Linked DNA regions of Homo sapiens: region 2 is linked to region 1. Evidence: read pairs that join two places in POLR2A ChIA-PET (ENCODE). Cell type or tissue: endothelial cell of umbilical vein. All regions are shown on one strand. Links, peaks and the distances in the headings refer to the core of each region. The heading gives the core; the rest is flanking DNA. Region 1 has its middle 220 kb from the start of PTGER4. Region 2 has its middle 160 kb from the start of LINC00603.

Region 1 (15,436 bases), core at 4,650-12,649:
TCTAAAAGTGGGTTATGCTCATTAGGTGCGATGTTTATGTAAATACAAGTTTCTAGAGAGCAGAAATTCTGTCTTTTGAATAATTTGTGCCTACTCTAATCCCACGCATATCTAGGCACTTAACATTATTCAATGAGACATAATAATATAATAATGCCATCTTATTGATATTCATCTATTTTTTACACCAACGCTTTTTCAGCTACTTGTTAGACAATTTCAATGAGAACATTTTTGTAAATTCAAAACCTGAAAGAAAAGCTCAATTCAACTTATCTAATGTTGGGATATTTCTATATGTTGAATAATATGTTAAGTGCTATTGAGCTTACAAACGCAATATACGATATTTTATCTGCCCTCAAGGAGCTTAATAGATTGTTGAAAATACAGAACAAACACAGAGACCAGTTGGAAAACAACACAAACTAGTATAATCAAATGTTAAATGTGAGATAAAAACAATAAATTCCTGAGAATTCAGAACAAAGATACATCTCCATGAGTAAAATAAATTGAGATAGGTTTCAGGGAAGAGATCAGACAAGAGCTGGCATTTAAAAAATAATAAAAAGAGAAATTTAGAAATCTTAGAACATAATCCAAAGAAAGAAATGGAATTAGTAAAACCAGGCAGGCATGGACCTCATGCATAAGGGAGGGTAACGAAAATGACTGGAAGAAACAGGCTTTATTCCAGCAAAAGAAAGTACCAAGTTACAGGGTCAATAGGTAACAAAGGACTATAATGGGAATGACTGTGAGGATTATGTGATAAAAACAAATAAATACGACTTGAAATGGACTCTAATCCTCAGCATGTAAAATGTCACAAAACACCTTTTTGTTTAATGCCAAGAAAACTCGTTGTGGAAATTCCATTTTTTAACACACTGTTAGTTTTCAATTAAGACTAATTGAAGGGGTAAAAAAATTACTCACGAGCTTTTTCCTATAACTTGTGCCTGTCTTTGGTGTCTAAAACATCCTTCTCAGACCAAGTGCCAGAATCTTTGGAAAGGAACATAATATGCCTAATTGGAAAAGGCTCTGCACGCACCCTGCTTCAGAAGAGAACCATAGCAGAAGGGCTTTGGAAGACCACATAATGGGTCTTTAATCAACAACACACTGCAGGACCGATATATTTTCCTTGCCCAATGTGCCTGACATTTAAATGCACAGAGTAGGTCTCTTCCCCCATATCCTGCTATTCTCACAAAACGTATGACTTGAGTTTTATTCTAACTTGCTGCAAAGAAACAAAATATCTCAACCAGAAGCAAGCAACTGAAGTTAATTATTGTGACACATGGAAACATAATAAAACCAGGTGTCAAAAAAAATACAGAAACGTCGTAGGTTTATAGCCTATGTTAACCTTCTGTGGCATAGATTCTGGCATTATCTTCTGGTATTACTATATTCCTTTAAAGATTTTGTAAGTGGAAAGAAAAATTGATCCTTAGATTGAAAGGTCATCAGATAGTAATAGACAGACAAGCTCATCTTATTATGTAATGAATGGATATTTTATTAATTCTACATTTTAGTAAAGCATTCATAGCTTTTGTTTTTATCTTTGTTTATTGTTATGAGCTCAGAACATTCTGGGTTGAAGTATATTTACTAATGCAGGGAAATAAAAATTTGCAACATGACACATACTGTGGATACCCAGAAAGTACCACATCTTGATTTGGTGACCACCAGCACAGCCAACAAATGGTCCTGGTAGATACTAGAGACCAAAGAAACAGGACTGCTACAGTTTGAATGTCCCCTCCAAAACTTATGATGAAATTTGTCATTGGAACAGAATTATGAGGTGGGGCTTTTAAGAAGTAATTAGGTCTTGGAGGGAGGTCCACTTTCATGAATAGATTAATGCCATTATCATGGGAGTGGGTGAGTTATCACGGGAGTGGCTTTGTTCTAAAGTTGAGCTCCCACTCACCTGCACTTTCTTGCCCTTCACCGTATTTCATTGCAGCAAAAACGTCCTCATCATATGCTGAGCAGATGCCAGTACCATGCTCTTGGACTTCCCAGCTTTCAGAACTGTGAGCCAAATATATCACTTTTTAAATAAATTACCTAGCCTATGGTATTCTAGTATAGCAGTAGAAAATAAACTACAATGGTTTGAATGTTTGTCCCCTCTGAAACTTATGTTAAAACATAACACCCAATGTGGCAGTATTGAGAGGTGAGGCCTTTAAGAGGTGACTAGGATGCTAGGGTTCTGTCCTTATGAATGGATTAACACACTTATGGATTAATAGACTCATGGATTAATAGACTAATGTGTTAATAGATTAATGGATTATCATGGGACTGAGACTGGTGACTTTATAAGAGAAAGAAACTCTACAGAGAGTACCCAACTATAAGAAAGACCTCACCAGAAGTGGGCCCCTGACCTTGAACTTTCGAGCCTCCAGAAATGTTTTTTAAATAAATTATTCAAATAAAATATTTTTTAATAAATTACCCAGTTTCAAGTATTCTGTTATAAGCAACCAAAAATGGTCTAACACAGAAAATTGACACTGGGAGTAGGACATTGTTAATAATGAACATGTGAAAACGGGGATGTCACTTTGCAACTGGATAATGGGTAGAGGCTGGAACAATTTGAAGCAGCTGGTTAGTAAATGCTCAGATTCTGGTGAGGGCTTGGAAGACAAGACCAGGGAAAGTTTTAAACACTTTAGAGAATGGTTAAGTGGTCATGATCAGAATGTTGATAGAAATGTGGTCAGCAGGAAACATTGTGATGAAGTTTTAGGAGAAACTGAGGAAAAAGATATTGGAAAGTCAAGTAAAGGCCATTCTTGTTATAAATTGTCAAAGCACTTAGCTGGACTCTGTCTGTGACTGAGGTCTTTGTGGAAGTCCAAACTTGAGAAAGATGTACTAGAATATCTGGCACAAAAAAAAATTAAGTAAGGTATAGAAGGCATTCATAGTTACCTTTGGCCATTTACACTGAGATACAAGAGCAAAGTAATAATTTAAAGACAGAATTAATAGTTAAAAAGGAAGCAGAGCAGAAAAATTTGGAAAACCATTTGACCACAAAAAGAATGAAAAAAATGTTTTCAGGAGAGAAACGGAGTGTAGCTGATGGACCACTTTCTAAGGAGATTAGCAGAGACAGAAGGCAGCCATGTGCTATTTGTCAAGACAATGGAAGAAATACCCCCAAAGATATTGCCCAGATATTTGAAGATGCCACTCCCATCACAGGCTTAGGAGAGCAGAATGGTGTCAAGGAACAGCCCCAGAGTACACAGATTCACTTGTCAGGGCCATTTTGGGACTCTGCTACCCACACCCCAGCACAGCAGTTCTGCAGCTGCCTTAGCCATGGCTCAAGAAGCCTCAGGTGCAGCTCATGCTGCAGCTCCAGAAGGTACAAGTTATAAATTTTGACAACATCCATGTGGTACTAATTCTGCAGGCTTGCAGAAAGCAAGAGCTATGGAAGATTGACAACTTCCACCCAAATTTCAAAAGATGTTGCTGAAAGCCTAGAGACCCAGGCAGAGCTACTGTAAAGATCCCTGGTATAATAAAGCAGAGGAGAAATGTGAAGTTGGAGCTGCCACCAAGAGTCCCTGTTAGAGTAATGCCTAAGGAACTCAGGACTACCACTGAGATCTCAGAATTATGGAACCACCAGCAGCATGAAACATCTACCAAAGGAAGCCTTAGGCAAAGGACTTTATTCTGCATAAGCAGTCACGTGGGCTGCACCAAGCAAAGCCCATAGGACTGCCTAAGGCCTTGGGGGCCCAAACCCCATCCCAGTGTGTCCAGAAGGTGACACATGGAGTCAAAAGAAATCATTCCTCAGCTTAAAGATTTAATGTCTGTCCTACTCAGTTTCTAACATGCTTGAGCTTGTTACTCATTTCTCTTTGCCTATTCCTCCCTGTTAAAATAGAAGTGTCTGTCTTATGCCTGAACCACTACTGTATGTTGGAAGTTAATAACTAGTCTTAATTAGCCGGGTGCAGTGGCAGGTGCTTGTAATCCCAGCTATTCGGGAGGCTGAGGCAGGAGAATCGCTTGAACTCGGAGGGCAGAGTTTGCAGTGAGCTGAGATCGCGCCACTGCACTCCAGCCTGGCGACAGTGAGATTCCGTCTCAAAAAAAAAAAAAAAAAAAAACTAGTCTTGATTTCACAGGCTCACAGATGGGATTCTGAACTTTGGACTTTTGAGTTGGGGCTAGTATTAGTTAAGACTTTGGGGTTAACTTTGGAAAGTTTGGAAGGGGTGATTGTTCCACTCAATGGAAGGACATAAGAAACAGGAAAAAGCAAGGAAATGTAACTCTACTAAAGGAAAACTTTTTAGTAACAAACCCCAATAAAAGGAAAATTAATGGAGAACCAGAAAAGGAATTCAAAATTATGATCTTAAGGAAACTGAATGAGGTATAAAAAATACAGTTAGACAATTCAACAAAATCAGGAAAAAACATATGCATGAGAAATTCAACAAAAAGACAGATATAAAAAAGAAAAAAAACAAATCATGCAACTAAAGAATTCAATGAATGAAATAAAAAAACAACACAGAGCTTCAACAGCAGATTTGATCAAACAGAAGAATCTCTGAACTTGAAGGCAGGTCATTTGAAATTATTTGGTTAGAAAAAATAAGAATGGAAAATAGCTCTTAAAAGATTGTAAACTTATGAGACACCATTAAGTAGACAAATATTCATTATAGACATTCCAGAATGAAAAAAAATGGAAAAAATGCATAGAAAACCTATTTAATAAAATAATAGCTGAAAATTTCCCAAATCTGGAGACAGATATAAACATCCAGATCCAGGAAGTCCAAAGATCCCAAACTATATTTCAATCAGAAAGGTACTGTCCAAGGTAAAAAATAGTCAAAATATCAAAAGTCAAAGACAAAAAGAATTCTAAAACAAGAGAAAAGCACCAAGTCACATATAAAGGAATATTCATTAGACTCACATTAGGTTTCTCTTCAGAAACCTTACAGGTCAGGAGAGAATAAAATGATATATTCAAAGTACTGAAAGAAGAAATTGACAGTCAAGAATACTATACTCAACAAAGCTATTTCTTAGACTGAGGGAGGAATAAAGCCATTCCCAGACAAGCAAAAGTATAAGGAAATCTATCACTAGACTGACTTTACAAAAAATGCTGAAAAGAGTCCTGCATCTGGAGACAAAAAGGTGATAATCACAATCATGAAAACATGCAAAAATATATAACTCATTGATAGGGCAGATAAACAAAGAAGAAATAAAAAAAAGTTCATACCATTCAAATAATCTATAGATTCAATGTAGTGCCTATCAAAATGCCAATAATATTCTTCACAGAAATAGAAAAAAAAATCCTAAAATTTGTAGAGAACCACAGAAGACCCCAAATAAATCAAAGGATTGTGAGCAAAAAGAACAAAGCTGGAAGCATCACACTACCCAACTTCAAAATGTACTACAAATCTTTAGTAACCAAAACTGCATGGTACCAGCATAAAAACAGACACATAGACCAAAGGAACAAAATAGACAACCTAGAAATCAATCCACATATTTACAGCCAACTCAATTTTGACACAGGCACAAAGAACATTCAGTGCAGAAAAGACAGTCTATTCAATAAGTGATACTGGAAAAACTGGATATCCTTATGCAGAAAAACGAAACTAGACCTCTATCCTTCACCATATACAAAACTCAAATCAAAATGGTTTAATACTTAAATTCAAGACCTGAAGCTATGAAAGTACCAGAAGAAAACATGGGAAAACAATTCAGAACATTAATCTGCAAAAAGATTTCTTGTATAAGAGCTAAAATGCACAGGTAACAAAATCAAACATAGACAAATGGGATTACATCAAGCTAAAAAGTTTCTGTACAGCAAAGGGTGCAATCAACAGAGTGAAGAGACAACATACAAAATGGAAGAAAACACTTGCAAACTATCCTTCCAACAAGAGGTTCATGACTATAATATATTAGCAATTCAAATAACTCAATATCAAAAGAACAAATAATCCAATTTAAAAATGGGTAAAAGACTTAGAGATTTTTCAAAAGCAGACATAAAACGACCAACAAACATATGGAAAAAATGCTCAACATCACTAATCATCAGAGAAATGCAAATCAAAACCACAATGAGTTATCACTTCACTCCAGTTAGAATGACTATTATCAAAAAGCCAAAAAAAAAAAAAAAAAAGCTAGCAAGGATTTAGAGAGAGGGGAACTCTTATGCACTGCTGGTAGAAATGTAAATTAGTACAGCCACTATGGAAAACAACATAGAGGTTCCTCAAAAAACTAAAAATATATCTACTATATGATCCAGCAATCCCACTGCTGGAATATATCCAAAATAAAGAACATTGGTATGTTGAAGAGATATCTGCATGTCCATATTTATTGCAGCACTATTCACAATAACCAAGACATAAAATAACCTCAGTGTCTATCAATCTATGAATATGGAATATATACATGATAAAATATTTTTAAATGATAAAAAGAATGAAATTCTGTCACAGCAAAATGAATGGAACTGGAAATTATTATTTTAAGTGAAATGTGCCAAGGAAAGAAAGAAAAATATTTCATGTTCTCATTCATATATGGGAGCTAAAAAAGTTGATCTCATGGAGGTAGAGAGTAGAATGATAGTTACCAGAGGCTGGGAAGGCTCGTGGAAGGGGTAAAGAGAGGCTGGTTAATGGGTTAAAAACACAGTTAGATAGAAAAAAGAAGTTCTAGTTATCAATAGCACAGCAAGGTGACTATAGGTAATAATAATTTACTGTATATTTCAAAGTAGCTAGAACAGAATATTTGCAATGTTCCCAATACAAAGAAATGATAAATGCTTGAGGTTATAAATATCTTAATTATCTTTGATTACTACACATTGCATGTATCAAAATTATCACATGTACCCCATAAATATGTACAATTATTATGTGTCATTTTTTAAAACCTTGGGGCTATAAGAATAGAATTAATGTATTTGTGAGAAGAACATACGTTTTGGAGAGCCAGGGGGAGAATTACATAGATTTAATAGTTGTTCCTTCTGAAACCCATGTTGAAATGTAATCCCCAGTGTGGCAGTTTAGGGAGGTGGGACCTTTAAGAGGTGATTGGATTGACAGGGCTTTTCTCTGATGAATGGATTAATCTACTCATCGCTTAACTGATTGATGGGTTAAAAGATTAATGGGTAAGCATGGGAGTGGAACTGGGGGCTTTATAAGAAGAAGAGGAGCCTGAGATAGCAAGCTCAGCCCATTGCCCTGTGATCCCCTGCAGCACCTCAGGACTGCAGTGTCCTCACGGATGAGAAGACTCACATAAGAATCAATCTCTCACCCCTGGACTTCCCAGCCTCCAGAACTGTAAGAAATGTGTTTTGTTGTTATTGTTGTTGTTGTTATTGTTTTACTAAATTACCCAGTTTCAGGTATCCTGCTACGAGCAACAGATATCTGACTAAGACAGAAACTAAGACAAGAACTTTCTTCATACTTATTTTTTAGGTGGCCTGGAGAGTCAGATTTTATTTAAAAAGAGAAAATAATGGAGTTTTGAACCACATTTCCTTGATTCTAAAATACAATCTGTCAATTTTAATGTTTCTAAAATCAGGATACCTCTTTCATTGGGCATGTACCTTTGATATAGAAACTTTTCTTCTGAAGATATTATTAAATAGATAATATATCTTAAAATTTATTGTACCTTATAATTGAGTATAACAGTATGAAAAAATGATATGGGAATATTTGTGGTGATTTGTGAATACGCAGGACAGTTCATGGTAAGATTGATGAGCATACACTGTGGCTTCATTCCCACCTCCACCCTTTAAATACAAGCCTTCAAATAAGGAATTCCTGACAATACCTCCACACAGCCATGTGTTTATGATGAGATCCATCTCACACGTGAAGGATGGTGCATAAAAATATAAAATGATTTGAGCAATGCCAAGTATTGAAAAGCCAGAAGTATAACGTAGTGTTCTGACTTCATCTTACAGTAAGTAATTACCTTTTCCACCCCTACCTCCCATTTGTGTAATCAATTATCAACCTACCTTATGGCAAACAATGTAAAACATTTTCCCTCTTGTTTCAGTAAAGATAGAAATTCATGGAAGCAAATTTCAGGTCAACTGCTTGTATCATATTAGGAAACAGAATGCTGTTTTAAAAAAGGAGCATAATTCAGAGAGAAAAAGCAAGTATCACGATGGAAGGATTTGGGTTTTAACCCTGGCTTCTTCACCTGGGTTTATATAAGTGATTTAATTTTTCCTCGAATTCTTTTGACTGTCCCCAGCTAATAACATCCGAAAGAGAATAATAAAATACTGACTCACTTCCCAGAGATATTTTAACCAGAGATGAGTAATATTTTCAAAGGTTTTTCACTGCTACTCTTAAAGCGTATTTCAAAATCAAAATAGCATAATTTTCTTCAAGCTCTTGCTTCTACAAAAGCATAATGCTCTTGTGTTTAATAGCTTAATCAGAGACAAAACTAAATTTGAGAAGATGGGGAAAGAAGAATAGAGTATGTAGTAAAGAAAATAGCTGCAGAAGCCAGATTTGTAAGCTCAAATAAATAATCTATTGTCAACCATGAGCTACTTCAAGCAGTAAGCTTCCCTTCAAATATAAAACTTCTTAACTACCCCTCACAGTGCACCTGGAATGTCAGTGATGGTAGAGTTCACAGATTCAAAGCTTAGTAGCTGCCTAGATCTGAAAAACAAGGCTTTCATCTTTAAGAATGTTCCAATAATTGTTTTTGAGAAGCTCAGAGTGAAGGGCAAATAGCTACAAACAACGGGCAGTTACCTTGTGATCACATTGAAGCCATTAACGTAAATAAATATTCTTTCCCTGAGGAAACACGTGGAGAACAATCATGATTGGGTTGTCTTCATAAAGGGAAAAAGCCCTAATTGTAAATCGAGTAGCTATCAGTAGATCAATATCAGATTCAATCATGGAAACACTTCTGAATTCAAGTGGAAGTAACCTTGACAAAAATCAAGCCTATTTGATGTGAAGGGAAAAATTTGAAAGCTCACAGCACACATAAATGCTCTTTCTTCTTAATTACCAGTGTTTCCAGAAGTACATTTGGTCTAGTTAGCATAACTTACCTGGAATTGCTAAACTACCCTACTGGATACATGTCAGCTTCCCAGAAGAGTCCCTACCTGATAATATGATATGATATAAAATTAAAGTTTATTGTTTGAGGCAGCTTTATGGTTTTCCAGTAGTACTTCCCTCATCAACCAGAGGAAACGCTCCTTGAAGTAATATTGCTGGAGACTTCCTCTGCATAACAAGAATCTTGGCTTCCACCAAGTCCCCTTATCTTAACCTAAGCACTTCTTTCTGCTGATTTCAACTCTTTAGGCAAAACTTAACTCTTTCAACCAATTGCCAGTCAGGAAATCTTTGAATCCATCTGTGACCTGAAAGGCCCCACTTCATCCCACCTTTCCAGACTGAACCAATGTACACCTTACATGAATTGATGATGTCTGCCTGTAACTTCTGCCCCCTCTAAAATGTATAAAATCAAGCTGTGACCCAACCACCTTGGGCGCTTGTTCTCAGGGCCTCCTGAGGCTGTGTTATGGGCATGTATATAACCTTGGTAAAATAAACTTCAAATTTGGGGAAAAAAAGTGTCTACAGAAGTAAAAAAGTCTGCCTGCTCTATCTCAAATGTATCTCTCTCTCTCTCCCTCTCTCTTTCTCTCTCTCTCTCTCTCACACACACACATTCATGCCTTCTCACACTTGATGATTAACAAAGATTGATAGACTCAATCAATAGTACTATTTCCCTAATAAATATAGGAGATTTTTTTCTCTATTTTATCACAAAATAACTCAAAAAATAGTGAAAAAAAATTATGAAAGGAATGAAGATGTTACACTAGAAACCACTTAATGCAAAAGAAAGTGGTAAAGCAGAAAAACAGGAACATAAAAGACATGAGACAAAGAAAATGAAGCATAAAATAGCAAATGTAAACCCAGTTATATGAACAATTGAATGAAATGTGAATGAATTAAAGAACTCAAAATCAGAGATTATTAGACTATATAAAAACAAGATCCAACTACATGCTATCTACAGAAGAACCTTGTCTAGGTTCAAAGACAAAATGTTAGAAGTAAAAGGATGTAAAATATATATATTGTGCAAACAGCAAACACAAGAAAGCTGGAGTAGTTACACTAATATTATTCCAAACAGACTTTAGAACAAAAATTAATTACTCAAAATAAAGATAGACATTTTATAATAATAAAATGGTCCATCCAGGAGAAAGTTATGAAATTGATAAACATACAGACATTTAACAACAGAGCTTCAAATTATATAAAGCAAAAGCTGATAAAATCAAGGAGAAATTAGGTGATTCAACAATAATAGCTATTTCTTTCTAGAAAAGTAGAAAAACTAGAGAGAAGATTTTAAAATAAATGGAAAATTTGAACATTATAAGAAACTAGACCTAACAAACATCTATAGAATGCTGTAAAGAACAGCAGCAGAATACACATTTTTTCTAAGCACACACAGAAATTTCTTCAGAATTCACCGTATGTTAGATGATAAAGCAAGTCTTGATAAACTTAAATGACTGAAATTATGCAAAATGCACACACCAACCATAATAGCATGTGATTAGAAACCAATAGCAAAAAGAAATTTGGAAAACTTGTGAATATGAGGAAATTAACATCTTTCTGAATAGTCAGTGGCTCAAAGTTAAAAATCACAATAGAAATTTTAAAATCTTTGAGATGAATGAAAATAAAAGCATGACATCAAAATTTATGGGACACTGCTAACGCAGGACTTAGAGAAAAATTTATAGATGGAAATGCCTATATTTAAAAAGTGGGACAATCTCAAAATCAGTAACCAAACCTTCACCTTAAAGCACTGAAAACAGAACAAGTCGAGCCCATTTAAGCAGAAGGAAGAAAATAATAAACTTTTGACTGGAAATTAAGGGGAACAGAAAAGCAAAAGAGAAAATAAATAAAACCAAAAATTTGTCCTCTGAAAGGATTAGAAAATATTGACAAACTTTTAGCTATACTGACTAAGAAAAAATAAGAGAAGACCCAAACTACTAAAATAAAAAATGAAAGAGGAAACATCATTGTCAACCTCACAAAATTTAAAAGAATTATAAAGAAATACTCTCAACTAATGACAACAAATTAAATAATTTAAGTCAAATGGACACAATTTTAGAAGTAAAACTGTCTCAGGAAAAAAAGAATTCTGAATGGACCTATAAAAAGTAAGGAAATTACATTAATAATTTTAAAACTTCCATAATGAAAACCTAAACACATATGGATTCACAGTTGAATTCTACTATTTAAAGAAGAATTAATATCAATTTTTTACAAATTGTTACAAAAAGGGAAAGGAAATATTTCCCAAATAATACTATATGTCCAGTGTTATCCTAATAACAAAACCAGACAAAAACATTACAAGAAAAGAAAAACACAGATCAATATATCCTATGTATATAAACTCAGAAATCTTCAACAAAATGCTGTCATATCAAATCCAGCAACATATAAAAAGGATTATACACCATGATCAAGAGAATTTATCCCCAGAATGAAAGATTAGTTTAACATACTTCTTATCAATAAAATAAAGAACAAACTTACATGACCATCTTAGTAAATGCAGAAAAAGCATTTGACAAAATTTAACCTACTTTCCCTTTTAAAAAACTCAACACACTGAATAGAAGAAACCTCATCAACCTCCTAAAAGGCATCTATGAAGAAAACACACACACACACACAGTACTGGAGGCTTTAACTAGGGAAAATAGGCAAGCAAAAGAAATAAAAGGCATTTAAATTGGAAAGGAAGAAGTAAATCTCTGCAGATGGAATGGTCTTACATGTAGAAAATCCTAAGAAATCCATTAAAGAACTATTGTAGCTAATGCATAAGCTGATAACTCTCCATGGTATGAGATCAAGATACAAAAATCAAAGTATTTCTATACATTAACAATGAACAATCAAAAATGAAGTTAACCATTCCAATTACAATAATAATAAACATAATACAATATTTAGGATAAACTTTAAAAAAGTTTAAAACTTATACTCTGAAAATCCCAAAACACTATTGAAAGAAAAATTTTAAAGATCTAAATAAATGTGAAAGATCTAAATAAATGAATGGAAAGGCTTAACAATCTTTGAGATGGTAATGCTTCCCAAAATGTTCTACAAAATAAATGCAATCTCAGTCAAAATCTCAGCTGATATTTTGCAGAAATGTATAAGCATGTAATCAAATTCATATGCAAATTCAAGGAATCCAGTATAGCCAAGACAATTTTGTTTGGTTTTTTTTTTGGTTTTTTTATTATTTTATTATTATTATACTTTAAGTTTTAGGGTACATGTGCACAATGTGCAGGTTAGTTACATATGTATACATGTGCCATGCTGGTGTGCTGCACCCATTAACTCGTCATTTAGCATTAGATGTATCTCCTAATGCTATCCCTCCCCCCTACCCCCACCCCACAACAGTCCCCAGAGTGTGTTGTTCCCCTTCCTGTGTCCATGTGTTCTCATTGTTCAACTCCCACCTATGAGTGAGAACATGTGGTGTTTGGTTTTTTGTCCTTGCGATAGTTTACTGAGAATGATGGTTTCCAATTTCATCCATGTCCCTACAAAGGACATGAACTCATCCTTTTTTATGGCTGCATAGTATTCCATGGTGTATATGTGCCACATTTTCTTAATCCAGTCTATCATTGTTGGACATTTGGGTTGGTTCAAAGTCTTTGCTATTGTGAATAGTGCCGCAATAAACATATGTGTGCATGTGTCTTTATAGCAGCATGATTTATAGTCCTTTGGGTATATACCCAGTAATGGGATGGCTGGGTCAAATGGTGTTTCTGGTTCTAGCTCCTTGAGGAATCGCCACACTGTCTTCCACAATGGTTGAACTAATTCACACTCCCACCAACAGTGTAAAAGTGTTCCTATTTCTCCACATCCTCTCCAGCACCTGTTGTTTCCTGACTTTTTAATGATCGCCATCCTAACTGCTGTGAGATGGTATCTCATTGCGGTTTTGATTTGCATTTCTCTGATGGCCAGTGATGATGAGCCTTTTTTCATGTGTCTTTTGGCTGCATAGATGTCTTCTTTTGAGAAGTGTCTGTTCATATCCTTCACCCACTTTTTGATGGGGTTGTTTGTTTTTTTCTTGTAAATTTGTTTGAGTTCATTGTAGATTCTGGATATTAGCCCTTTGTCAGATGAGTAGGTTGCAAAAATTTACTCCCATTCTGTAGGTTGTCTGTTCACTCTGATGGTAGTTTCTTTTGCTGTGCAGGAGCTCTTTAGTTTAATTAGATTCCATTGGTCAATTTAGGCTTTTGTTGCCATTGCTTTTGGTGCTTTTAGACATGAAGTCCTTGCCCATGCCTATGTCCTGAATGGTATTGCCTAGGTTTTCTTCTAGGGTTTTTATGGTTTTAGGTCTAACATTTCAGTCTTTATCCCTCTTGAATTAATTTTTGTATAAGGTGTAGGGAAAGGATCCAGTTTCAGCTTTCTACATATGTCTAGCCAGTTTCCCCAACACCACTTATTAAGTAGAAAATCCTTTCCCCATTTCTTGTTTTTGTCAGGTTTGTCAAATATCAGATAGTTGTAGATGTGTGATGTTATTTCGGAGGCCTCTATTCTGTCCATTGGTGTATATATCTGTTTTAGTGCCAGTACTATGATGTTCGGTTACTGTAGTCTTGTGGTAAAGTTTGAAGTCAGGTAGTGTGATGCCTCCAGCTTTGTTCTTTTTGCTTAGGATTGTCTTGGCAACGTGGGCTCTTTTTTGGTTCCATATGAACTTTAAAGCAGTTTTTTCCAATTCTGTGAAGAAAGTGAATGGTAGCTTGATGGGGATGGCATTGAATCTATAAATTACCTTGGGCAGTATGGCCATTTTCATGATACTAACTCTTCCTGTTCAAGACCATGGAATGTTCATCCATTTCTTTGTGTCCTCTTTTATGTCATTGAGCAGTGGTTTGTAGTTCTCCTTGAAGAGGTCCCTCACATCCCTTGTAAGTTGGATTCGTAGGTATTTTATTCCCTTTGTAGCAATTGTAAATGAGAGATTACTCATGATTTGGCTGTTTGTCTGTTATTGGTGTATAGGAATGCTTGTGATTTTTGCACATCGATTTTCTATCCTGAGACCTTTGCTGAAGTTGCTTATCAGCTTAAGGAGATTTTGGGCTGAAACAATGGGGTTTTCTAAATATACAATCATGTCATCTGCAAACAGGGACAATTTGACTTCCTCTTTTCCTAGTTGAATACCCTTTATTTCTTTCTCTTGCCTGATTGCCTTGGCCAGAATTTCCAACACTATGTTGAATAGGAGTGGTGAGACAGGGCATCCTTGTCCTGTGCTGGCTTTCAAAGGGAATGCTTCCAGTTTTTGCCCATACAATATGATATTGGCTGTGGGATTGTCATAAATAGCTCTTATTATTTTGAGATACGTTCCATCAATACTTAGTTTATTGAGACTTTTTAACATGAAGGGCTGTTGAATTTTGTCAAAGGCCTTTTCTGCATCTATTGAGATATCGTGTGGTTTTTGTCATTGGTTCTGTTTATGTGGTGGTTAACATTTATTGATTTGCATATGTTGAATCAGCCTTGCATCCCAGAGATGAGGCCGACTTGATCGTGGTGGATAAGCTTTTTGATGTGCTGCTGGATTCGGTTTGCCAGTATTTTACTGAGGATTTTTGCATTGATGTTCATCAGGGATATTGGTCTAAAATTCTCTTTTTTTGTTGTGTCTCTGCCAGGTTTTGGCATCAGGATGATGCTGACCTCATAAAATGAGTTAGGGAGGATTCCCTCTTTTTCTATTGATCAGAGTAGTTTCAGAAGGAATGGTACCAGCTCCTCCTTGTACCTCTGGTAGAATTCGGCTGCGAATCCATCTGGTCCTGGACTTTTTTTGGTTGTTAGGCTATCAATTATTGCCTCAATTTCAGAGCCTGTTATTGATCTACTCAAAGAGTCAACTTCTTCCCGGTTTGGTCTTGGGAGGGTGTACGTGTACAGGAATTTATCCATTTCTTCTAGGTTTTCTAGTTCATTTGCATAGAGGTGTTTATAGTATTCTCTGATGGTAGTTTGTATTTCTGTGGGATCAGTGGTGATATTCCCTTTATCATTTTTTATTGTGTCTATTTGATTCTTCTCTCATTTCTTCTTTATTAGTCTTGCTAGTGGTCTATTTTGTTGATCTTTTCAAAAAA
Region 2 (15,436 bases), core at 2,347-10,346, 570 kb before region 1:
GTCAAGCGGTAGCAGGACAGAGAGAGAAGTGAAAAACAAATACGAGTTTCATGACACCATCTTGGAGCCAGCTTGATTGAATAGAGAGAAAGGTACTCCAAGTTTTGGCTACTGCTGCTTTCTCATTCCTGGAAGATCTTGCACTACAGTTTTCCCCTAAGGTAATGGAGAAAAAGAAAAGGAAAAAAATCCAAGAAATTTTCCCCATTATCTCTGAGTTTTGAGAGTTCCCTTTTCTGTTTCTTGAGTTAAAACTAGAGGGTTTCTTCTACATCTCTCTGTCTGCACCACGGTGCTTATTTCTGGGTTTTGGATCATGCTGTTTCCTGGCCAGGACATAACAAAGGAAGAAAAATGTAGCAAGCTCACTGTTGGTTTAGTAGTACTTTGGTTGGTTTAGTAGTACTTTGAACTCTGGTATTCTTCCCAATCTGTCTTCTTATATTTACTTCTTAGAATTCTCAAATAGCTGCATGAGCATTTTTTTTCAGGTATTATAATTGAATTCAGTGTAAGATAAAGGGATGTTGACTTTATCTATCTTTCCCAGAACTAGAAGTTTATCATTTACATTTTCATTTTACTTATGGTATCTTCCTCTGTACAAACTTTGTTGTTGTTTTGAGGAAGTTGAATATTTTATTATTTGTTTCTTATTTTGCTGCAAGGCTATTTATTCACTGTATAAAAATGGCACCAGCAAATGCAGTATGTTGCAAAATTAAGATTGGATTGTTTTCCATCTGACATTGTACAACTAACTCCCAATTATTTCCAGTGGAAAGGTCATTCAGTATTTTGATCCAAATCTATGGATGGATGTCAGCAAGTTATAATATAATATAAGGCTTAAGATAATAATGTTATCCTTGAATTACATAATTTCTATAACTAGTTTTCACCACCAATAATTACATGAATTCTCAATACTAGACCCTAGTCTAAACACCATAGGGTATTTTGAAAAAGATGCATATTGTGTTTATCCACAATCATTGGAAAGTTAAGGTGTATTTTCTTTCACCAGCAGTGTTGAGAGTAGTTTCTTTTCCCATCACATTGCCAAAAGTTGCTATTTAAAGTCTTCTATCCACCATTACTTTAATTCAACTATGCTGGATGAAGTTATCTCATACTGGTTTGTTTAGGAATTCCACTTTCAGTCTTCATTAGATTTTGTGTATTTCTCATACACTTCACTCGTTAGTCCATCTAGTTCTGAAGGGTTACTTAGTGTCATCTTGATCAGTCAGCCACTTTCATAAGATTCGTTGGTAAGTCCTGGATTTTCTACAAAAGGTTCATTAATTTCAGTTACTTCTCCTCATAGAGGAGAATAGAGTTCACTAGCAGTTTTCACACTTCCCAAACACCAAACTCATCTTGTTTGTTCAATTTTGTCCCAACTTCACAGAGACTCTAGTAACATCTCCCAAAGCTTCCTGTGCAAAATTGCTGATTTCCACTGTTCCAATACCATTTTCTGTTGTTATCCATTTATACTTCTCTATGAATTTACATACCAACAGCAGAGAAGGTCTGTGCACAGGCCCATACTGTGGCAGTCTCAGCAGCCAGGGCCTCACTGGGCAGGGCCTACGGTAAAAAGAAGACTCACAGGCTGCAAGTTGCAGGCCAAGGTGCTCATGCTTTGTGCTGCTTCCTCAGTATCCACAGGGGATTTGTCCCAGGACCCTCCTGAGATACCAAAAATTTGTGGATGCTCAAGTTCTTATATAAAACGGGTTGTATTGGTATAACCTATGCGATCCTTTTGTGTACTTTGAATCATCTCTAGATTATGTATAATATCTAATACAGTGTAAATGCTATGTAAATATTTGTTATACTGCATTTTTATTTGTATTATGTTTATTCGTTTCTTTTTTAGTATTTTCAATTCATGATTGGTTGAATCTACAGATGCAGAATCCATAGATATGGAAGACCAACTGTACATGTATCTTTGCCTTTTGTAAATGGTATCATCGATAGGAAGGATGTTTCCAATCAACATTGCAAAACATGTTCTCTTTTATTTTCTCTCAATTCATTTATAAATTTTAAAATATATGTATCTTTAATATACTTATATTTTTCTATTGATATGTTTTTTCTTCTTTAATATCATAATATTTTAAGTTGCTGTAATGGATATTTCTTATTTTGAACCATCTTTGCATTCTTTGGGATAGACTGTTTCTGTCTAGATAAACTATTCATTCAATATATTACTTCTTAATGATTTTTACCTGTTTAATGATTTAATTATTATTTATAACCCTTGCTTATTTATAAGTTATGTAGGTTTATAGCTTCTTTTTATTTATGCTATCCTTATTCTATTTTAGCATCAGAATTGTGCTAGACTGATAGAGTGACTTGGAAAACAGTTCATTTTCTTCTTATTATTATTATCAGCATTCTGACCAGTTTAATACATTGTATATGTCTATGTTTGGCATTAGTAAGTATTCAACAAATATGTGTTCATGGACAAAAGAATGGGTGAATTAATTAATAAATTAATCCATCCACTTTTAAATTATCTTGGCAAATATATTCACTGGAACTATGGTTATTTTTCCAGGTTCATACATTCTATCAAGTACTATAATTGGTATTAGATTTTAGAGAAATAAAAGGTATTTATCAGCCTTCAAAGATGCTATGGACTGAATGTTTGCATTCTCCCCAAAAATTCTTCTCGAAATCCTAACCCCCAAGGTAATAGTATTAAGAGGTGGGGTCTTTTGGAGGTAAGTATGTCATGTAGATGGAAGCCTAGTGAATAGGATTAGTGACGTTATAAAAAGACAAGAGACACCTTGCTTTTTTTTCTCTTTTCTCTGCCATGATCAATTACAAAAAAAAAAAAAAAATGACCATCCTGATCTCAGATTACCAGCCTCTAGAAATGTGAGAAATAAATTTCAGTTGTTTATGCTACCCAGTCTATGGTATTCTGTTTTGACACCCCAAACTGACTAAGATAAAGAGTTTCAGTACCCTGTTAAGGATACCAAAATCGTGTCCAGCAAACATATATATATATATACATATGTCACTAAGAAGCAATAAAGTAATTAACACAACTGGCACAATAATGAAATAAAAATATATTCTCATATCACAAGCACAGTTCTTAATATGTATTCTCTATAAATTTTATTTCTTTTAAATGAGTTTCATCTGATCCCTGACTTTTATTATGCGAATAGAACTAGGTTATCTTAGAAAACAAACTTGACACAATAATTATAATAATATAAGAATTACAAATACAGAAATTATCTATTAAGAAAATATAAAGGGAAACATCATTTTCCAATAAAATATCAATTATACTATTCTAATTATCACTAACATGAATGTGAACTAGCTAGCATGATTTGTATTAGGACTTTTATACCGTATTAGCAAACAAAAAATAAATAAGAATAACACGAAAATAATTTGAGAACTATTAACAGATGGGTTTCACATATGAAAGCAATTTTATGTCTGTGACTATGAGAAAATACAAAGAAAAGTTATTATAAGCATTCTCCAAGATTTATATTAAATCTAAATGAAAAACTTCTGGTAGCCTTAATAAAGTTTTCAGCATTTTTATAAAAGCTAATTTAATATTTTTCTAATTTTTGTATGAATCCTTTTTATTTCTTCTTAGAAATCAATTAACTTCTCCAGCAGACAGGGAAAATGGAGCACTTTATTAATATCCAGACAAATAGTAACAAAATAACAAAATCGAGTTATAACTCCAAAATTAACTTTAAACTATGTTTAATAATGGTCACCAGAAGTAGCAAATAGTGCATGGATGTGCAGTCCTTCTCTAACTGTTAAATTTCCCCTCAAAAAGAGATGGTCAGGTTCAATCTGTGTGGTGTGCCAAAAGCCCATTGCCTCAACATATTTCTCAAGTCACTAAAGAAGTAACTTCTTTTAGAGGTATGTCTTTAAAAGGATACTGTGCCATCAATGCTGCCAAGTAAAGTTGAACTGATCCTCTGATAAAAACTATTAATTGAGATGCTCAAGACTGTGTCTTACAACTGTCCAGCTACCAAGACCTCAACATCCTTTGAGAGAAATAAGTACCGGAAATTTTAGAGAGGCAATGCTGGAAATGATTGTTCATGAGTCTCCCTTGGGAGCAGCAGGTAGTCTGGCCAAAGAGTCATGATTGCTTAGATTCCTCTGGCTTTCTCTGCCATAAGAGAATGAATCATCTTTGACATCTTGGGCAAGGGGACAGATTGTAGGCATTCACTGAAATAATTATTTTCTGTAAGAAAATGAGTAGGGTTAGAGACGTGATTCTAGCATCAGCTGAAGTTTAAAGATCATCCCTGTAAACCTGCTCTGGCTTTCAGTTTTCATAGATGATGTTTCCTTTTCCCAGGAAGGAGATACATGTTGGCAACATCTAAACTTGTCTTGTTTAATCTAATATCACTCAATTCATTTAGAGGCTTAGTCCTAGACTTTCCTCTCTTTGGTTTGTTTTTATTGTATTTCTGGAGAAATGCAGCTCAAAGTGCTCTTGTGAAACTCGGTAAAATTTTGCTTAGTTTTAAACCTACACCCCAGATACAGGATGTACTAGAGATGGTTCTGGCTCTAACAAGAACACTGTGCCTACCACAAAGATTTGATTCCTACCTACATAGTGCCTTGTGATGATTCCTGTATTTTTGCCTTAAATGGAATTTATGGAGAAGACATTTTTGAGATGCAGTCTTAGAGATTAGTGAAGATTTAACTAAAACATTGATACTACATGGTCTAAATGAGGCAGAGAGAGCATTTTAGATGTGATTCCGGTGAGTATTTAATTCTTCAATTATTCTGCTTATTGTTTGTTAAGTAAATTCACTTTTATTCATAAAGTTCTTGCATGTAGATAGCCCTCTACTTTACAAACAGTTGTTTTTAATCTGCTAAAGTCTGAAATAAGATATGATAAAATGTATTAAGATTGTATAAACTAAGAGCAACTAGGTTTTGAGTGAAAATTTGAGGAAGTGTCCAAGAAACAATATATATGTGTGTAAATGCTTAATCTTTGGCATGTAATTAGGGTATTTTCCTTTCTTGTTTATTCTTAGTAAACCAGCAACTTTATCAACCCGGATAAGAAAAGTTCCAGGAAGTTCAAAGTATCAATGAATTGGATTATTCTATTGATATTTCACTTTTCATGTGTATTTTTCTAATCTCCCAATTGTGTTTTAGTTCCATTGAGCTGGAACTTTTTCTTGCATCCTGGATAGCTCATTCCCAATAGGTCAACTCCAAATAGACTCTGAAAGTTCAGCAAATATGTGAAAACAAATCTACAAGTTTCATGTCTAGAAAATAAAACCTCATTTTAAACATTCAGAGTGGACAATGAATATCTAAATGTTGTCATGCAGTGATTAATCTTCAGCTTGTCCAAATGCCTCAAGCCGGAGTTTTATTTTTGTATCAGGCAGAAACAAAAAAGGCTGACATTGACAGTGAGTCAGCTTAACTTCCCCCTCTTCCTTTTGTTAGTAAACATGTGCTCACACACTCATAAGTATAGGTACTAATTTATTCCTTAAAGCTATGAGAAAATAAAATCAGTTTCTAACTTCTTAAATTTGAGGTTATTAATCAGAACTCATTTTTATAAGTCCTTTGCTTAATTGCCCACCTAAAATGCAATTTCAAACCATTTTTAAGAAAGAGTTTTGTCACTCCACTGAAAGTCAGATTTCAAATATCACACTCCTGAAACAGAGAAGCTCTGCAGCTCTAGAATTTGGTGTGAAATTTCCAGGTCTCCTACTCTGTCAACCCAATTCATCTTCTTTTTCTTTTAAGACACATCAGTTATCTCAGGCCCTCTCTTCTCACTCACATTGTACCTCTATATCCCCTAAACACCCAGGTAAAGAATGAGAATTTCAGTTCATCTTGTGAGTTGTTTATGTAAAATCCTTTTTTTTTTTTTTTTTTGAGACAGGGTCTCACTCTGTCACCCAGGCTGGAGTGCAGTGGTGCAAACACATTGAACCATGTTCAGTGGCTGAACCTCCTGGGCTCAGGCTATCCTCCCGCCTCAGCCTCCCCAGTAGCTGAGACCACAGGCAGACACCACCATGCCCACCTAATTTTGTTTACTTTTTGTAGAGATGAGGTCTCACTATGTTGCCCACATTGGTCGCGCACTCCTGGGCCCAAGCAATCATCCCATCTCAGCCTCCCAAAGTGTTGGAATTACAAGTGTGAGCCACCACACCCAGCCAAAAAATGTTTTACATAAAATCATAACATACTTTTTTCAAAGTGGATGTTATCTTTTGAAATGTTACTGTGATTTTTCAGAAAAACAAAATGTCTAGATAATAGCCAGAATTGTTTACTTCTTCTCTGGGCCTCTTGACTCACCTATCCACATGACACAGGCCCTAATATCTAGCCCCAAATATTCCCTTATATTCACTATCTAAAGAAATTTATAGCTGTAAGTAAACATAGACATTGAAACTTTGGTGTAAAGGAACCCATAAAAGTTCAAGTGAATGATAAGTGAATTCCTTATAGAACAGCAACATCTGAAATTGTGTAGAGGTATACAGAGATAATAAGAACTAAGACAATATGCATCGGGCATGGTGGCTCACGCCTTTAATCCCAGCTCTTTGGGAGACCAAGGCAGGCAGATGAGGTCAGGAGTTCAAGACCAGCCTGGCCAACATGGTGAAATGCTGACTCTACTAAAAATACAAAAATTAGCTGGGCATGGTGGCAGGCACCTGTAATCCCAGCTACATGGGAGGCTGAGACAGGAGAATTGTTTGAACCCAGGAGGCGGAGGTTGCAGTGAGCCAAGATCGAGCCATTGTACTGTAGTCTGGGCAACAAGAGTGAAACTCCATCTCAAAAAAAAAAAAAAGAATTAAGGTAATATGATTCTTCCATCCTTCTCTGAGAAAAATTTGGCAAGATCTTTCTCCGACTCTCTTCAGGTTGACCTGTGTTCAGGAACATGTAAAGATGCTGTATTAGACAAGCATGAAAAATTAAACCAACTCACAAAAGAAAGACATAGAGCCTCCAAGAAAGAATAAAATATCCATTGAAGGTGGAAAATAGATTTGTGGGTGAAGATATGGAAGAGCCTTTCATGTCGTGTTTAGGGGGAAATGAAAAGAAAAATCAAAAGGGAAAAAAGAGAGTAAAAACAAACAGATTTATAAGCAGCTTTTATTCTGTGTGTCATTTTTAGAGTAGAGTTGCAGAAAAGAATTTAAAAGTTTTGTTGTGTGTTATGAACATAAACTTGATTTGCCTTTTCAAGAGCTTCTACTTTAATACACTCCTGTCAAGAACTTTCTTCAAATTGCTCATGATGAATAGAATAGTGTGATGTTTACCAGCACAGGCTCTGAAGCCAAAGTTCCTTGTATAAATCCTGGGTTTTTCCTAATTGTATAATCTTGAGCAAGTTACTTAACGCCTCTTCCTCAGTCAATTCATCTGTAAAATTCATTTGTAAAATAGAAGTAACAATAGTTTCTACTTTATAGGGGTTGAGAAATTAGTGAAATCATATTTAAAACATATTTAGAAGAGCCCTAAGCATATAATAAGGGATCAAAAATACCAATAATTGGCATTTATATTTCTTTTGAAATCTAACATTGTGTGAGATGGATGGTTGAGTAGAATCAAGTCTTACATAACTTATAAATAACTCAAGGTAAAAATACTTTTTTCGGAGTAATTAAATTCGCTGAAATGGAGTCATCTGTTAGAATACTTTTTCTTCTTTTTAAAAATACTATTCCAGAAGTGTTTTTGTTTTGTTTTTTGTGTTTTGTGTTTTTTGTTTGTTTGTTTGTTTTTGAGATGGAATTTTGCTCTTGTTGCCCAGGCTGGAGTGCAATGGCGGATCTTGGCTCACTGCAACCTCTGCCTCCCAGGTTCAAGGAATTCTCCTATCTCAGCCTCCTGAGCAGCTGGAATTACAGGTGTCCTGTACCTGTAATTCCAACTACCTGGCTAATTTTTTGTATTTTTAGTAGAGGCGGGGTTTCACCATGTTGGCCAGGCTGGTCACAAACCCAGAAGTACTTTTGAAAGCCAACTTTCATTTTAGAAGTTCTTTAATTTCAATTATTCACTCATCTGTATTTACTTATCTGAAAGTTACTCTGATCAAGAACCAAATGGTGAATTTGTAAATTGGATGTTAACAACTCAACCCAATTGACATGTCAAAATAAAAGACCTCCACATAACACAGAGCATCCTATTTTTAAATGAGAAAATTGAGACCAAGGAGATTAAATGACCCTGGTTTAAACTGAGATAACTAACTGTTGTCACATTAGCACAATGTGTGATAACTAATTTTGGAGATAGGTCAGGAAACTAGATTCACAGAATGATTAGAAGCTAGAGGGCCCTCAGATTAGGCAAGCATTCAAACATCAGTAATACTCAAGCACAAGAGAGTGGGGAGATGCAATGGGTCAGAAACAGGCAAGAAATCCAAACAGCAAATACAGAGACACCTGCAACAGAGAGAACTAGAAATTAAACAATCCTGCTCCATGTAGAAATCTCTTGAAGTGGTTCGAGAGAGGAAGGTGGTATCCAAGGAGAGTGCAGGCCCTGATAGAGGAGACACTAAGGGGACATGGAGAGAGGCTCAAGGAAGGATGGGAAACTAGAGAATCGGGTGATGGTCTGAAGCTGTGGGTGTTTACCTGAAAAATTCTTGGTGGTAAATCAATATTTGGAAATTTGGGGGGAAATTGATTAGAGTGCAGACTGCCACTCACAACTAACTGAGCCAGTTCTCCCTTAGCCACTTGTCACCCGTCCTTTGCTTTCCCATATAAATTTACTCTAGATTGTTGGAGACATGCCAGTAATTTCTATTAATATCTACTAGAGACTCATGTGAGAAGTGGGATATTAATTTAAATAGAGCAAATTAGAATACCGTAGACTAAAATTCCTCTCTTTACATCATCTCTCTAGAAAGCTCTTATCAGGAGAAATAAGACTTAAAGGACCAGAATTTCTAAAAGCTTTAGTATCATGTTTGTTTTGTTTTGTTTTGTTTTGTTTTGAGACGGGGTCTCACTCTGTCATCAGGCTGGAGTGCAGTGGCGTGATTTCGGCTCACTGGAACCTCCAACTCCCTGGTTCAAGGGATTCTCCTGCTTCAGCCTCCAGAATAGCTGAGATTACAGGCACATGCCACAATTCCCAGCTAATTTTTTGTATTTTTAGTAGAGACAGGTTTTCACCATTTTGGTCAGGATGGTCTCAATCTCCTGACCTTGTGATCCACCCACCTCAGCCTCCCAAAGTGTTGGGATTACAGGCCTGAGCCACCGCACCCGGCCAGTACCTTGTTTTATATGCTCAAACAGGAGCAGTGAAACAGATTATCTTTTATTGGGTCTTCAGAGTTGACAAACACTCAGTATTTACTTTTGACAGGGAATTTTAACTGCTGTTCAAATGGCTCTAGAGTGCAATGGGAAAGAGAAAAACCGCACTAGTTTTCCTTTTCTCACAAGGCACATGAAGTACACTTCAGGCTACCACGGGTATTGGGCTATCACGAAGACTCAAGAGTTAGATAAGAATTGTAGTAACCCCAACCTTTCCCATTTTAGTGAACTTCAATGGGCTATTTGTACAATAGTTTACTGCTGAAGATAATTCACAGCCCATATAATTCTACTTAAAGTCCATCTTTCAGTCTCTGTGGAATTATGACTTTGTTGTTTGGCTTTAATTTGCTGCTAGTGAAGGAAGGTTAATGACATGGTATACATTCTTTGCAGATGTAACTATTTTGCCCTGACAGAAGATGTACAGCAAAAGTTCATCAGAGCAAAAACAAAACCTATCAGAAAAAGCACTGAGGAAAGATTTTCTGAAGAGAGGTTTTCTACCTAAATAGGCTAAAGATTTCATTAAAATAGATAATGGAATTAATTCCTCTAGTTGTAGTTTTCTTTCTGAAAGACTGAGATAAATTTATCTAATTCTTTACAATGATAACCACCATATAAGTAATAATCGCAATTTTCAAATCAGTTAGTAGAAAGTTTAGGCATAGACCAGAACCTTTGACTCCATTTACAAGATAAAGAGACTTTGAGTCTTCGTCACACTTGCATGGCCCATAGAGCATGGCACAAGGTCCCTACTCTTTCATTTTCCAGCTGGCATTTTCTAGGCCAAGACTCATGCACATTTAGATTATCCTCAAAGACTAGTACTGAAAATTGCCTAGCCTTGTGAAAAAGAAATTTAAAAGTGTTCGAATCTACAGCCATGGAAAGGAATGCAGAAAATGTCAAAAAACAACTTTTTTCCTTCTGCTCTCAGAAGAGAGTGTGTTTCTCTGTTTATAATGAAGAGATGAGTATGGGATGGTACTACTGAATACATTTGATTTCAGCATCTTGAAATTACAGAAACCAACTCCCTCAACTATTGCCAAATTCTAGAGGCTTCTTCCAACTCTTAATTGTAGTATGTATTTAGTTTTTATAAGACTAGTAATATGAAAATTATGTCAAAATTGTTATTATGTGCATTCCATGTAAAAGGTATGATGTCTGTCTTTTTGACTTTTGTATGCTCAATCCTTAACAGAGTACCTGGAATATAGTCAGTATTCCATGTATATTTAATTCCCCAATAAATAATGAAAGTCATAGATGACTTATTTATTTACAACATTCAAAATGGATTATTTACATAGCACTTTATGTTTTAAAATGTGCTTTTTATAGATGCTCAAATTTATGCTTTATTCAAAAATTCCAATAGGGCATGCCTGTTCCCTGAAACCTCCATGAGACCCAGTGACACAGCAAGAAACACAGGTTGAAAGTATATAGTGGGGACTTAGCAAGAATTTCCTTATTCCTTAAAGTAGAGTGGATCCTTGAATATTGAAGTTCCACATCCCCTTCATACTCATCAGTCCCTGCAAGCTTTCATTTAAAACAGTATAAACCATGGTTAGGAATCCTCTGAACTGGTAGGTTTCCACTCTACCTGGTGAGCTCCTCAAATTCTGGGCATGTTCTTGGGAGAAATAAAGGGAGGTGAGAAAAAGCCATATCTATTCATGTGTGTCTTTGATCTGGAGTATATTTTTGACTGCGTGTTTCTTGTTAGGTTATCAACCAAAGAGGAAATGACCATGTGTCCAAGTTATCATTCCAACCAATTCTCATACCTAAATTTGCTTTTGAGGTCTGGCCTGGTTCAATGCCCAAAGTATTCTAATGTGGATGGCTTTCTATTTTGACTTAATTTCAAGTTATTTCTTTAGGGGATCTTCAGGGCAACAAAGTTTTGTTTATTTGTTACAAAGAGTTCTTGAATTATCATTAGCAAATATTTGTGGTGCATCTATTATGAACAAGTCAACTGAATTCATATGTTGATGTCCTAACCCCCCAGTATCTAGGAATGTGGTTGTGGTAGGAAGTAAGGTCTTTGCAGATGTAATTAAATAAAAATGAGGTCATTAGAGTGGGTACTAATCCAACATGAATGGTGTATTTATAAGAAGAAGAACATGTGGACACAGAAGCACCGAAGGAAGACAATGTGAAAGGCACAGGGAGAAAACAGTCATTGACAAGCCAAAGAAAAAGGCCTGAAGTAGAGCCTTCCTTGATGACTCTCAGAAGAAACCAACCCTTTGGCACCTTTATCTTGGACTTCTAGATTCCACAACTGTGAAAAAATAATCTCTGTTGTTTTAACCACCAAGTCGGGGGCATTTTGTTATGGCAGCCCTAGCAAACTAATACAATAACAACACCACTTTACTTATTACTCTCCTTGACTAAGATCTTACACTTAGTTCTACATCCTTGGATACAAGATGAAACTGAAATAAAATTTAGGCCACTTAGCAATTTAAATACAGAATATACAATGCAATAACTTATATTTCCAGTAGCATCCTTCTGGTAATATGAAAGGGCTATTTTTTTCCATTAACAATCAGAAAATGATTTACAGAATGATTTTATTCTTGTGTGCAAAAAATGCCTAGTGCATTTCTGGCATATAAATATGACTCTGTAAATATTAGTTTATTTTCCCTCTTGTTTCTGTACTACATGATTTTCCAAAATGGCAAGAACCTGGGAAGAATGAAGTAGCTGATAAAATTTATCTCGAAGCTCTTTTTCATGTCAGTAATTCTATCTTTCACTTTGGTAAACCCTTTCCAAATAACCAATGTTCTTACATTTACTTACCAAGTCGTAGGTCTAACCACTGAGATGTCAGAATTCCTAAGCCACATTTTCCACTTTCTCTTTTCTGTCAATCAGATGTTTTATGTCCCACTGTCCGTTTTTTTCAGGAATATGCTCTGCTACCTTATGTGATAAATTTTGCGTACTACAGAAGCTATATTTGCTCCTCCATGCTTGTTGCCTCAGTCTCTAGGTAATTATAATTTAACGCATATGTTGTAAATTTAATGCAGTGCAAAAAATAACTTACTCTAGTTTTAGCTATAATGGCAAAAACATATTTTTAAGTGAACTGAATATTTGCTGTTTATAAAATCACATGCACATTCAGTTAAAATTTTTCTGAGTAATAATACATATGTACTAGATACAGCATTGTAATGTCCATTTCACATGTGTATTATAATCTCTGTTTTACAAGTAAGTGACCTGCTCTAAACCACATAGTTGGTAAATAATGAAACTGACATTCCAATTTTCTGATTCAGATTCATTATTATTATTATTATTATTACTATTATACTCTATTATGTCTCATTTTGGCATCCCAATGTATTTGTAAATATTAGCACAAGTGAAGACAAAAAGAAAGAAAACATTAAAACCAAGTATTTCTTTTTTCTCTATCCAATTCCCTGCTCTGCACTTGTGTCTCCAGGGAAAAACACAAAAATTGATCGAAACCTTAAGAATGTGGCAAGTTAATAGCACACATAAAAATGCCTACAGTTGTAAACAACAAGTCCTGGGTACTCCTTTAGAGTAAACTCTATATAAAATGAATAAGTGACATAATATCTGGATAGCATCCTGAAAACAGAGATACCTAATTTTAAATGCATTTAGTGAAATAAATCTCATATATTTACATCTTAGCACTTTGCTGTCTTGGAAGAATAAGAAACACTTCAAAATGCTGTGTGTCTAAAGAATAAGAGAAATTGTGTACACCGAATTTTCCTCTCAGCACAACAGTGTTAAATTTTCTAGATGTCATCCTGAAAGAAGTAAAAATAATTACAAGCTGAGAGCAAAGTATACCTGACAAATGTAAAGCTTCTAGTTTGGGTCAAATGGGCAGTCCTGCCAGTATATTAGTAAATAAATGAAGTTCAGTAAGAAGATCACAGCATACATCAAGAATGGCAAAAATATTTAATTTTAAGTGCTCATTTCTTCAATTACTAGTTACTACTTGATACCACCACAAGGTTAATAATAATGAGGGTGCTATCATTGATTACTGAATTCTGCTATGCACCTATTAGTTGCATTTGCTGTATCCTTGCACATATTTTTGAGCCCCAAACATAGTCACTTGCATATGTTTATCCAAATACTCCCATAAATATAAAATGTGGTGACAATAATATTGTCGAATTATAACTAGATATTTTTCTATTCTGTAATACTATGAAAACTCATGACTGTGAATGATTAGATTAAAATTGTTCTTGTCTTTTGTGGATGTAGAAAACCACTCTAGTTGAGAAAATCTGATTAAATGGTAAGAGGAAGAAGTCCCATATAAGAGACCAAGGGATGCAGTCTGATGAGGGAAAATAAAAGAGAGAGAGAGAAGTCTAGAGTATCAACTGCATAACCCAATCCCTGTCTCTGGATAGTTCACTGATTACTACACTCCTTGCAGTGGGAGAATATTTTCAGTGATATTATTTAAAAGAAACAACAAATTATTACAGGAAGAAGACAAACTAAAAGTGAATTCACCCAGTTGAAATCCCAATTTAGTTACTTACTAGAAATGTACTCTTATCCTCAGTAACTTCATAATAATATGGAGATAGCATCAACTATCTAGTTGGGTTGTTGAAAGTATTAGTAACAATGCAAGCAAAACACAGGTCACATGTTAGATGAGTGATATCTAATATTATTGACCTTCTACATGGCACTGGAAAATGTGACTAGGTTTCTAGCCTAACTGAGAAAAAATAAATTTGAAAATGAGCATGAAAATGTGCATTTTCACATAAAAATCAGGATTATTATATGTAAAGATATAAACATGTCCTGTGTAATATTCAGTCTACTTATTCCATTCTTTATCTTTGCATAGACTCCTGTGTTTTTCTCCTGATATTTGTCACTGATCTAAACCTCCCCACACTTATATAGGAGAGATTTTGAAAAAAAAAAAAGAGAAGCTTCAGCAAACAAATTAAAACAGAACATTTTCTTCCAAATCAAGCCATGTGCTGTGAATTAAACTACTGAGAAAAATAGACCTTATGCTCTACCCCATTCCTTATACCATGCTTAAAAAAAGTGATAGATCGTTGTTTATTAGAAATTTGTTCCTTGGCTTGAAGAGAATGATCTCTATCTTCAGTGTGCATAAATTTAAAATTGAGAACTAGATATGAAGTCTAATTTTTTTGGGAAGTAATTCATGATGCTTTGATAATTAAAGGTTACTTCAGGCCACTGGAAAAAGGCAATGCAATTCTTTTCATCAGTTATCTATGCTATGTAAATAGTTTCCTATGGGTCTGGCAGTTAGATAACTGATTTGAGTCACACTTCTCAGGTGTGTAAATTTAGAGCCATTCTTTGAGTCTCATGCAGAGTAAGGGGAGGATGATGGAGGGCCATTTATGAGCAAATATAAAATTTAAAATGGACTTTGATTGTCCTCAATAGGGCTGAAAATTGTTACAGGCTTATAAAATAACCTCTGTGCCCAAAGAAGTCCTTCTGTTCCCAAAGGATAGGTCTCCATGAAGACTCGGGGTTCACTTTGCACATCACAGGATCCAAACTGAAGAAGATTAAGGGAAGGCTTTTATAGGCACCCACTTTCCTCCCTTCTTTCTGATTACAAATATAATTTTGATCCCTTACTCTCCTGAGTACATTCTAGCTCCTACCAATTTCTCATTTCTGCTCAAAACCTTTGATGAAAAATAGGAAAGAGTTCCTTAGAATATATGAGACCATAGTCTAGAAATACCCTTTTACATGGGTATAGCATATGCATGGGCTATTCTGCTTTGAGCATAGGAAGGGTACCACCTGTGACTGTCAGTGTGGACATGTCTCATAGTGTGGAGGTCCAGCCACAGCTGGAAGATCCCATAGCTTCCCACCATTCTGCTCTCATTTCACATGCAGCA

The links. ChIA-PET counts read pairs that join two places held together with the same protein. Peaks named below come from ENCODE experiments on the same cell type or tissue, not always from the same donor. Only the 100,000 strongest peaks of a DNase experiment are listed, where the experiment ranks them.
Region 2: POLR2A ChIA-PET joins it to region 1 with 5 read pairs; 1 of 35 experiments calls an interaction of 5 or more read pairs at or near these places.

What each region holds. Positions count from the first base shown.
Region 1 is chr5:40,456,245-40,471,680 of GRCh38, forward strand. No RefSeq gene overlaps it. Among named protein-coding and RNA genes, the nearest start is that of PTGER4, 220 kb to the right of the region's middle. In endothelial cell of umbilical vein, for the core only: no CTCF peak of the experiment used is centred there; DNase peaks (open chromatin) are centred at 8,537 and 9,357.
Region 2 is chr5:39,887,415-39,902,850 of GRCh38, forward strand. It overlaps the pseudogene GCSHP1. Among named protein-coding and RNA genes, the nearest start is that of LINC00603, 160 kb to the right of the region's middle. In endothelial cell of umbilical vein, for the core only: no CTCF peak of the experiment used is centred there; a DNase peak (open chromatin) is centred at 5,497.